Linked DNA regions of Homo sapiens: region 2 is linked to region 1. The links are chromatin loops, found by intact Hi-C in ENCODE. Cell type or tissue: Calu3. All regions are shown on one strand.

Region 1 (5,000 bases):
GATTACAAGGCACCCATCACCATGCCTGGATAATTTTTGTATTTGTAGTAGAGACAGGGTTTTGCCATTTTGCCCAGGCTGGTCTCAAACTCCTGACCTCAGGTGATCCACCCACCTCGGCCTCCCAAAGTGCTAGGATTACAGGTGTGAGCTGTAGGAGATCGGTCAGAGTGGTGGGAGAAACTATAGGGAAAAGGAGCAGGCCTTCTGAAAGGTCAGAAGGCTCTGCAAAGCTCCATGGCAGAATAGCTGAAGGCAGCTGTTCTATAACCCTGAGGCAGAGGATAAGGAGTAGGTACAAGGGAGTGTAGGGGAATTTATCTTGGTCAAGCTTGTTTGTTAGAAGTTGTCCAGGAACTGACCTCGGAACATCCTTGCACGTGACATTCCCTGAAAGGGGAACAATAAATGTTAATTATCTACAGGTTGTGTTTGCTCCAGGTTTTCAGCATTGTGCTTGCACTCAATAAAAGCAAGCTGCTCCAGCTTCTCAGGGCTGCTCTCTGGCCACTAGAGCCAGGCAGTCACTTAGCTGCTCTTACACTGCATACCTGTGTCTGAGCACTCATTTCCTCCATCGGCCAGGGTCTGCAGGACAGATCCAGCAGTGAGCCACTGCACCCAGACTGTTCCCCTCATTTTGACCCTCCCTAGCATTTGGTGAGCCCTGCTGATTCAAGACTCAGCTCTGTGCAGTGTGGAGATTTTTCTTCTACTGTATGTTAGTTATTGTGGGCCACGTCACTCTTTTTCAGGGACTTCAATTTTCCACAGATTGGGTACCTCTTCCATGATTTCTCTCTTCCTTTCGATATTTCCCTTTTTTGTTATCTTCTATATTTTAGGAAGCTTTTCATGGTTTTCTCCACATGATTATGTGATTATGGACCTGGTGTGGTGGCTCACGCCTGTAATCCCAACACTTTGGGAGGCCAAGGCGGGTGGATCATTTGAGGTAGGAGTTTAAGACCAGCCTGGCCAACATGGTGAAATCCCATCTCTACTAAAAATACAAAACTTAGCTGGACATGGTGGCATGTGCCTGTAATCCCAGCTACTCAGGAGGTTGAGGCAGGAGAATCATTTGAACCCAGGAGGTGGATGTTGAGGTGAGCTGAGATCATGCCACTGCACTCCAGTCGGGGTGACAGAGTGAGACCCTGTCTCAAAAAAAAAAAAAAAAGTCCCCTTTCCACCTAGATACTGGACATTCATGGTAAAAATGAAAAGACACAGGAGCTTTCTTGTCATATTCCCTGTGTTATTTCAGTATCTACATGTGAATATATGTATACAGACAAAATTGAAATGATACTACGCATATGGATTTTCTGCATGGTGCTTTCCTTATCATTTTATTGTGAGCATTTCCCACTATTTAAATATTGTTTGAAAAAAGTATTACTCCATGATTTTCTATGATGCATCACAATCTATATAAATATATAAATAATACCTAAGATATTTGTGTTGCATCAAATTTTCCATTCTTATAAAAAAAATTTTGGAGGACACCCTTTAGGATGAAGTGCAACAATCTTCCAAGATGATCACCTTCCTCCTAGGACTCTCCTGGCTGTATTCATGTTTAACATTCATGCTCCCCACTAAATCCAAATGGAACAAAACAAAAATTGAAGCATTTCTAGGTCATTGCATCTTATAACAAAAACAATTTCATATTCAATTTTTTCAGCAGATGATTCCTCTAATTATATACTCCTCAAAAAAATCTTATCAATCCCTCATAATATAAGCTGTGTCTATTATAATAAGAGCTACTTTTCATTGAATAGCAATTATGAGCTTGGCTATGTTTTAGCCTATGTCTTGTGCTTTGTGTTATTGTCTTCATCCTCAAAGTATTTATGAAGATTGATTGGATTATGGACAATCTTTTTCATGGATGAGGATATTGAGTCCCAGAAAGTTAGTAGAACATGCATAGCAGCAAAAGTGAATTAAAGCCAAGGCTAGTAGGAAAGACAACCAGAGTTATGACTGTTACACCAGCTCATCCCTGACCATAGGCTTGGGTTGGTGTCCAGAGATGTGCATGCTACTATGGGCTGCATTTTCGTTTCATTAAAGACAACCTCATTTTTGAGAGACCATACAAGTCTTTAGCATTTGGGTAGGAATATTCCTGGCATCTCTCAGCCCCCGCTTTAACACAATCTTCCTGTGAGCCCAATCCACTCAGTTTTTTTCTGGATGAAAGGAAGAAATGGGATCTGTGTTTGCCACCGGAAGCTCACCCTTCTCAGCAGACAAGGCTGATTGTCTGTAATTGGTGAGGCCCCAAAGAGCACAGGAGCCTGGTGACAGCCTGTGAGCCAGCCTGCATTATTGATCCCCTCAGAGCTGTAATCACAGCTGTGGGCGTCAGCGCAGTGATGCGTGTCTGAGTCAAATGGCAAACTGTTGTTGTGAGGCTGGACAAATGTGGTCTGGGAAAATGGTCTCTTAATTGGGTTTTAAAGTTCTTGTGGAAGAAAAGACAATTTTTTGCTTCGAAAAAAACTGAAGATGAAAGGACATTTCTGCTCACGGCATCAGCAGCCAGAAGCGTCAGACCTTACCAGCATCCCCTCCTACCTCCTGAGCAGGCTTGCCATGGCAACCTTTGTCTGCTGCTATCGCACAGAGCCATCGTTCCTGCTCTGTACCACATGTCACCCTCCCCGTGCTTCTCTCCGCGAAGATCTGCTGCCAGCAAAGTGCAGAGAGCTCCACCTGACATCATGCTTGAGGCCACCAGGCCACCCTGGTGGCATCGGGGTGGTGTGGTTCTAGATGTGCTACTGACGATTTGCTCCTTCAGGCTTTTAAAACATCATTTTGTTGACTTAAGAAGGTGAATTTTCTCTTAGGACATGAACTAAGCTCCCCCATCCCCCCCCAGAGAAAAGCCATAATGAGTTGTCATGGTGATTCAGGTGATTCATGGTGACTCATTTCATTAGAATGTTCAGAGAATGAACACCTGCGTTCCAACGCTTCAAGCAGAGGGTAGAATTTAGCCGGGGAAGCTGCAGTCACGCCTGCTTGTCAAGCATCAGAACAGGGAATTGTGCCTTCCACCAGGCTTTTCATGTTACATTTCCAATGAGAATGGGTGGGACATGACAAACAAAATGTGTGTGGGGGCAGATAGGGGGACAGGAGGAAATCAGGGACAGGAATGATGGGGTACATAGGAGAAGTGTAAGTAAGGTACAATGCCTGCTCTCAGGGAGCCTGGGTTTCCTGGGATGGCTGATTTAGCTTTGCCAGCCAAAATTGGTTTCTCCCCTTCTCTCTCCTCTGGCCAAGGTTTGTAAACCTGGCCTAAAACAATGTCTAAAATCATTGCTCATGAAAATATAGCCTGAAGGAAATAAAGTACCCATTTTAGATGCTGAATTAAGAGACGCATATATCTGTATATTTGAACCCATCCATTAGTGCTACAGAAACATGAATAAATGTATTTATCTTTCAATATTACTGTCCCACCAAAGGATGTGGGTTGGCTCAAAAGAATAAGTAAAAGTAGTGTCAAGGCAAAGTCAAAATGAGAAATCAGGGTCAATGAAGAGAGCATCAAATGTTAAGAAGAGAGGTTAGCATTTCTACTTAATTATTTTATTATATATTTCTCTGTAAAAACCTATCATGTTATAAACTTTTTCAGAGTCAACAAGAACCTACCTTCTTTTATTTGCCCTTTCTAATGTCCTTTCATACTGGTCGGTAGATGGGTTTCTTCTACGACTTACTTAAGAGGGAAGGTGCTCGCTGCCCCTACCTTTCTAGGCCCATGGCACCCTAAAAAGCGCAGGCGTGGGCTCACTCCTAACCGTGCCCTACCTAGCTGCTGATTTGGGGCAAGTTAGTGAACCTCTCTGCACATCTGTTTCCCCACCTGAAGATGATAAAACACAAAAATGGGATTATTTTTACAACTTAAATGGGATAACATAGCAGGCCCTGAATCCATTAGTTTGCCAGGGGTTCCCTAACAAAATACCACTGACTGGGTGGATCGAAGAAGAATTTCTTTTCTCACAGTCCCGAAGGCTGCAAGTCCAAAATCAAAGTGTCCACAGGGTTGGTTCTCCTGGGGCCTCTCTCCTGGGCTTGCAGATGGCCACCTTCTCCCTGTGTCCTCACATGGTCTTCCCTCTGTGCACCCACATGTCTGGGGGCCACATTTCCCCTTCTTTTTATTTATTTATTTTTTTGAGACTGGGTCTCACTCTGTCGCCCAGGCTGGAGTGCAGTGTTGTAATTGCGGCTCACTGCAACCTCCGCCTCCCAGGCTCAAGTCATCCTCCCACCTCAGCCTCTCGAGTAGCTGGGACTACCAGGCACGCCACCATGCCTGGCTAATTTTTGTATTTTTATAGATACAGGGTTTCGGTATGTTGCCCAGGCTGGTCTCGAACTCCGGGGCTCAAGTGATCGACCCTCCTCTGCCTCCCAAAGTGCTGGGATTATAGGCAAATTTCATATTATCAGAAACATGTCAGATTGGATTAGAGCCCAGCCATGTGACCCCATTTTCTTTTAATTACCTCTCTAAAAAGCCTATCTCCAAATATGGTCACATCTGAGGTCCTGGGGGTTAGGGCTTCAACACATGAATTTTTGGGGACACAATTCAGCCCGTGTCATTAGGAATCAAAAGAAACCCTTTAAGGCATCTCTTAGTCTCAAGGAAAATGCACCCCTATTTTATAAACAAATGCAAATCGCTCTGTCCGAGTGAATATGAACGCAGAGTCAGGCTTGCATGCTGGTGCCCTGGGCCGTTCTCCTCTGATAGAGACAGGAGCAGTCGTCCTAGGCCAGGCTGGGGGCAGTCCATGAGGAGAAGCTCTCACAATACCTGGCGCAGGGAAGTGGTCAGAAATGTTAGCTGCTGCTGTTACACAAAATAGACCCACCAATGGCAAACTCATACCAACAGCTGAAGTGGTGGTCTCAGGTGTCAAAAATATTAGTTTTCTCCTAAG
Region 2 (5,000 bases), 820 kb before region 1:
CAGAAAAATAATTAATTAATTAATTAATTTAAAAAGAGGGAATTAAAGCAAGTCTGATAAAATGATGAAGAAAACCAGGGTAAAGAGTCGAGTGTTCCAGCCCAGAATGGCATTAGCTGTTTAGAGGCTGACTTTGATGATGTTGGCATCTCCACAACAGCAAGGTTTATGTCAGGCCACTGCAATTAGGGAGGCCGAAAGCTGGCACATTCAAAATGAGTGAGCAGGTCATTCTTTACTCAAGTTGGACCCACTCTTTACTTACTATATTTGCCCAAATGGCAGGCAAACTGTTCCCTCTCACTTCCGCATGACATAACATGCATATCAGTCAACACTAAGGGAACTTGGCTAAGCGTAGCTCTTTTGTCCTTGGGAAAAGGCGTGGTAAGGTCATGGCGTTCCTAAGGGACCCTGGCTCCCTTTGGTGCTCTCTTCACCTAGTTACAATTTGCTAAAGAAAACAAGCAGAGCGTACGAAGGGCAGCACATTTCCAAAGAAAGTTTCCAACCCAGAGGTCACCATGCCCAGGGAATGAGTAACCCAGTGTGGCACATTAAGGGGCAGGTTCCACCTGAGTTAGCACAGGCGGCAAAAGGGAGAAGACTCGCCATCACAGTGTGATTTAGTATGCCTGGGGGCGGGAAGAGATGAGGTTGATTTATGCAAGCCCCAGGTGGGAGCAGCATCCTGAGTAGAGAGAATGTCCAGCCTGGCCACTCAGCCCTGAGACACTGCCCTCCAGCTGCGAATAGCAGCCTGCTCAGCCCTGCTCACCAGTCTTTGTTAAGAACTACACGTCCCATGGGGGGTTACAAAACCACCAATACCTTACAGGGGTCACAAAACCGCCAATACCTTTGGACACTTTTGAAATGGAGGGAAAGGGCAAATGCAGTCTCTGAGCCTCACAGGACACCCATGCCCTCTCTCATGCCCTCTCTCAGTAACCCGGAGGAAAGTTACCTTCATGAACAAGGAAGAGGACCGAGGCATGATGCATTTCATCCAGCACATGGCTCTATGTGCCCGGATGCAGCACCTATGCTTACGTAATGAGAAAAGGTGTGAGAGGAACTTTTGTTTCATGGAGCATTGCCCAGCCCACACCACAGTCCTGTAAGTGCCCATCCTGTTTACTTTGCCATTGCTGCACTGATGGACAGCCATCTATGGAGACAAAGCCAGAGCAGGGGATGCAAAGCTGGGCTGGACCAGAAGGGTTGCCTCAGCCATCTAGAGATGGGGAGGGGACATAAATCTCTGAATCATTCTCTAGGGGGCTAAGGTCACTGATGGGAAGAGCACACAATGAGCCGCATCCAAGGGGTGGGAGGGAAACAGAAGAAGGGGTCAAGGCAGAGGCTGAGAGAGTCAAAGTGGATACATCAGGGTGGGGTGAGGAGCCCACAGAGGGGAGAGGTTTAGGTTGGAGCTACACCTCTAAATGTGTGGGGTCAGGCTGGTCCTAAGAATAGAAACAAAGCAGCTAAATAGAATCCAGCCACTAGTGGGAACAGGCATGATCCAAGGACTGAGATCTGGGAGCTTCATGCTAAAGAACTACTATGTGAATTAAATAAAGAAAATAAAGGAGTGGTCAGAGAGTGGGAAGAACAGGAAAACCTAGCTTCATAGAAGGAGGTGGAGGAGCCTGTTTCAATGAGTGGACCATTGACAATGGCCAATGCCAAAGAGAGATGAAGGAGCTTGAGAATTTAAACAGAAGGCCACTGGGCCTTATCTCATTCAAGTTTTTGTTTCACATATGAAGTTTTGGTAGAATATAGGGGCCTACATGATAGGGCTCTGAGGAGGGAAAGATCCACAGAAGAATAAATCAGTATCTATGATATGAGAGTGGGGCAGGAAAGTGCTGGGTAGAGAAAGGCAGGTCCCTGGCTAGGGCTCCACCCCCGGGCCTGTGCCCATGGACATAGGTGAGGACAGGTATTTCTGTTTTCATGCCCAAATGTTGCATTTTCCAAGACCATCTTGGCTCACCACGCCCCCAATCCTATGCCTATAAAAACCCTGAGACCCTAGTGGGAAGAGACACAAGCAGCTGGACATCGAGAGGAACACACTGGCGAAACAGCACACCGAGAGGCACCAGCAGATGCCGGCAGGTTATCGACTGCCGGGATGACACGGAGTTTGGCTGGCGTGGTCGGAGCAGAGCCCAGCCACTGGGCAGCCTGACTCTAGGGGAAAACTACCACCTTCCCATTCCATCCCCTTTCTGGCCTCTGCATCCACCTCACTGAGAGCTACCACCACTCAATAAAAAATCTTGCACTCATTCTCCAAGCCCACATGTGATCCGATTTTTCCAGTACACTAAGGCAAGAACCTGGGATACAGAAAGCCCTCTGTCCTTTCAATAAGGCAGAGGCTCTAATTGAGCTGATTAACACAAGTCCCCTATGGATGGCTAAACTGAAATAGCGCCCTGTAACACACACCCACTGGGGCCTCAGGAGCTGTAAACCTTCAACCCTACAAGCTGCCATGGGGTTGATGCTCCCCACTACCTGCCTGTCTGCATGCTCCCCCTAGAGGTTTGAGCAATGGGGCGCAGAAGAAGCGAGCCACACCCCCCAATGCAAGTTCTGCGAGGGGGATAAGGGAAACTTTGCCGTTTCATCTAGACCACAAGTTGAAACAGTTGAATAACAAAAGGAAGGAACTAAGAAGACAGATACCCAGTTGACTGAACACAGCTCTGGTAAAAATGAAGAATTATGCCTGGAGTGGAGGTGCATGGACATTTGTGTGTGGCTTCTCAAGTTTACTCTGCCATCATATCATCTCAGGGTCTTAGCTTTTCAAGTAGAAATTCAGCTCTTTCTGTGACAGACAATGATTCACATTAACTAAATTCACACAATCCAGATGTAGAAACCAAAATATTGGTTGTGATGAACATGAGTCATCAGGGAAGTGCAATTCCCATATAAACACATCAGAATGGCTAAAATGTAAAGGACTGACAATACCAAGTGTTGACAAGAATGTTGATCAAATTGATCTCTTATACTCCGCTGGTAGGAATGTAAATTGGCACATCCTCTTTGGAAAACTGTCACCAGCTTCTAACGCTAAGCATATACCTGCTCTATGATTCAGCCATTGTATTCCAAGATGTAACACTAACAACAACAAATGTTCACATTCACCAAACATACATAATAGAATGGGCATAGCAGCTTTATTCATAATGGCCAAAACTAGAATCAACCCAAATGTGAATCGTGAATACTAGATAAATTGTAAAGCATTCATGCAGTGGAATACTGCAGAGCAGTATTCCAAACAAACAGCCACTACCTGCAATACAAGTACATGGAGGAACTCACAGCAAAAATAGGCTGGGCACGGTGGCTTATGCCTGTAATCCCAGCACTTTAGGAGACCAAGGCGGGCGGATCATCTGAGGTCAGGAGTTCAAGACCAGCCTGGCTAACGTGGTGAAACCCCGTTTCTACTAAAAATGCGAAAAATTGGCTGAGCGTGGTGGCATGTGCCTGTAATCCCAGCTACTCGGGAGGCTAAGGCAGGAGAATCGCTTGAACCCGGGAGGCGGAGGTTGCAGTGAGCGGAGATCACGCCATTGCACTCTGGCTTGGGCAACAAGAGCAGAACTCTATCTTAAAAAAAAAAAAAAAAGCCACGCACAAAAGAATAAAGCGTTTCCTCTGCTGTATATGGTGATGGGGCACCAAGGGACCTTCCAGAGTGCTGAAAATGTTCTGTGTTCAGTATCTTGCCCTACAGTGTGGTAATGCAGGTATACACATTTCTAAAAACTCAAGCAGCTGTGTATTTACAAGAACTGTAAACTTGACAATATGTATAACATAATAATAAAAATTAAAAGAAAAAAGAGTTTAACTACATGGTAAATGGAAGTTGTAGAGTAAAACAAAAATTTTATTAGATGAAAAAAGTTGGTTTTACTTTTTTTTATTCTATAACTGTGCTAGATCAGAAACAGCTTCTGCCAGCAAGGGTTTCTGATGTAGTGGGAAAATTCCATGATTTATCTCCATGAGGTTCTGTTCCTGGTACCTAGAAGAGCTCCTGGAACATACTAGGCACTCATTAAATGTGTTGGTAATCAATAAACAGGATTAATACACCAGAGCTGTCCTAAAGAAATATCTCAGAGGAGCAAAACTTTGATATTAAGACTTAAGTTTAGGCCAGGTGCGGTGGCTCACACCTGTAATCCCAGAACTTTGGGAGGCCGAGGCGGCAGATTACCTGAGGTCAGGAGTTTGAGACCAGCCTGGCTAACATGGTGAAGCCCCATCTCTACTAAAAATACAAAAATTAGCTGGGCATAGTGGTGTGTGCCTGTAATCTCAGCTGTTAGGGAGGCTGAGGCAGGAGAATCGCTTGAACCCGGGAAGCAGAGGTTGCAGTGAGCTGATATCGTACCAGCCTGGGCAACAGATTGAGACTCTCTCTAAAAAAAAAAAAAGACTTGAATTTAAACAACAGTAGAAACAACAGCAAAACAGTACTTTTGTGGCTCTCTCTCTGTATATTTATTTATTGTTTAGTGACTATATCCTTTGTGGTAAAGTTGAGGCTTATATGTGTGCCTCAAATACAACTTATTTCAAATTTTATAAATCTGATACATTTACAAAACTTTATATACTAAGTTTTAATTCAATTAGGAAATCCTGGATTTTTGCCAAAAGGAACAACAGGAAATTGAAACTACTCTAAGTAATGGATAAAGGCTGCCATTGTCACGCTTCTCCAACTTAGTGAAACTTGCCTAGCAGAAAAAGTGTGGAAACTTGGATAGCAAATCCTCGCAAGCTGCCAGTTTCTGTTTGTTACAGAAAATGTTTATTGAACACACAGTATAGGTGGAATAAAATCCAAAGTAAGTTTTCCCACATGCTGCTGCTTGGAAAAACATCTCATCCAATGACACAGCACCATCCAATAGGCTGTGAAATGTTGCTTCGTGAACTGTACT

What was found. Hi-C counts contacts between places; a loop is a spot of excess contacts. Peaks named below come from ENCODE experiments on the same cell type or tissue, not always from the same donor. Only the 100,000 strongest peaks of a DNase experiment are listed, where the experiment ranks them.
Region 2: it touches region 1 in a loop (3-fold over the local background); 2 of 110 quality-filtered maps call a loop at or near these places.

Annotation. Positions count from the first base shown.
Region 1 is chr7:50,529,481-50,534,480 of GRCh38, reverse strand. All of the region lies in intron 4 of DDC (dopa decarboxylase), which reads left to right. It overlaps DDC-AS1 (DDC antisense RNA 1), which reads right to left and starts at 2,722. Exons shown (of 5, transcript NR_033845.1): 1 at 2,599-2,722. RefSeq lists enhancers at 2,073-3,272, 3,632-3,801, 3,650-3,819. In Calu3, no CTCF peak of the experiment used is centred here; DNase peaks (open chromatin) are centred at 460, 2,350 and 2,910.
Region 2 is chr7:51,352,680-51,357,679 of GRCh38, reverse strand. No RefSeq gene overlaps it. Among named protein-coding and RNA genes, the nearest start is that of COBL, 38 kb to the right of the region's middle. In Calu3, a CTCF peak has its summit at 2,558; a DNase peak (open chromatin) is centred at 669.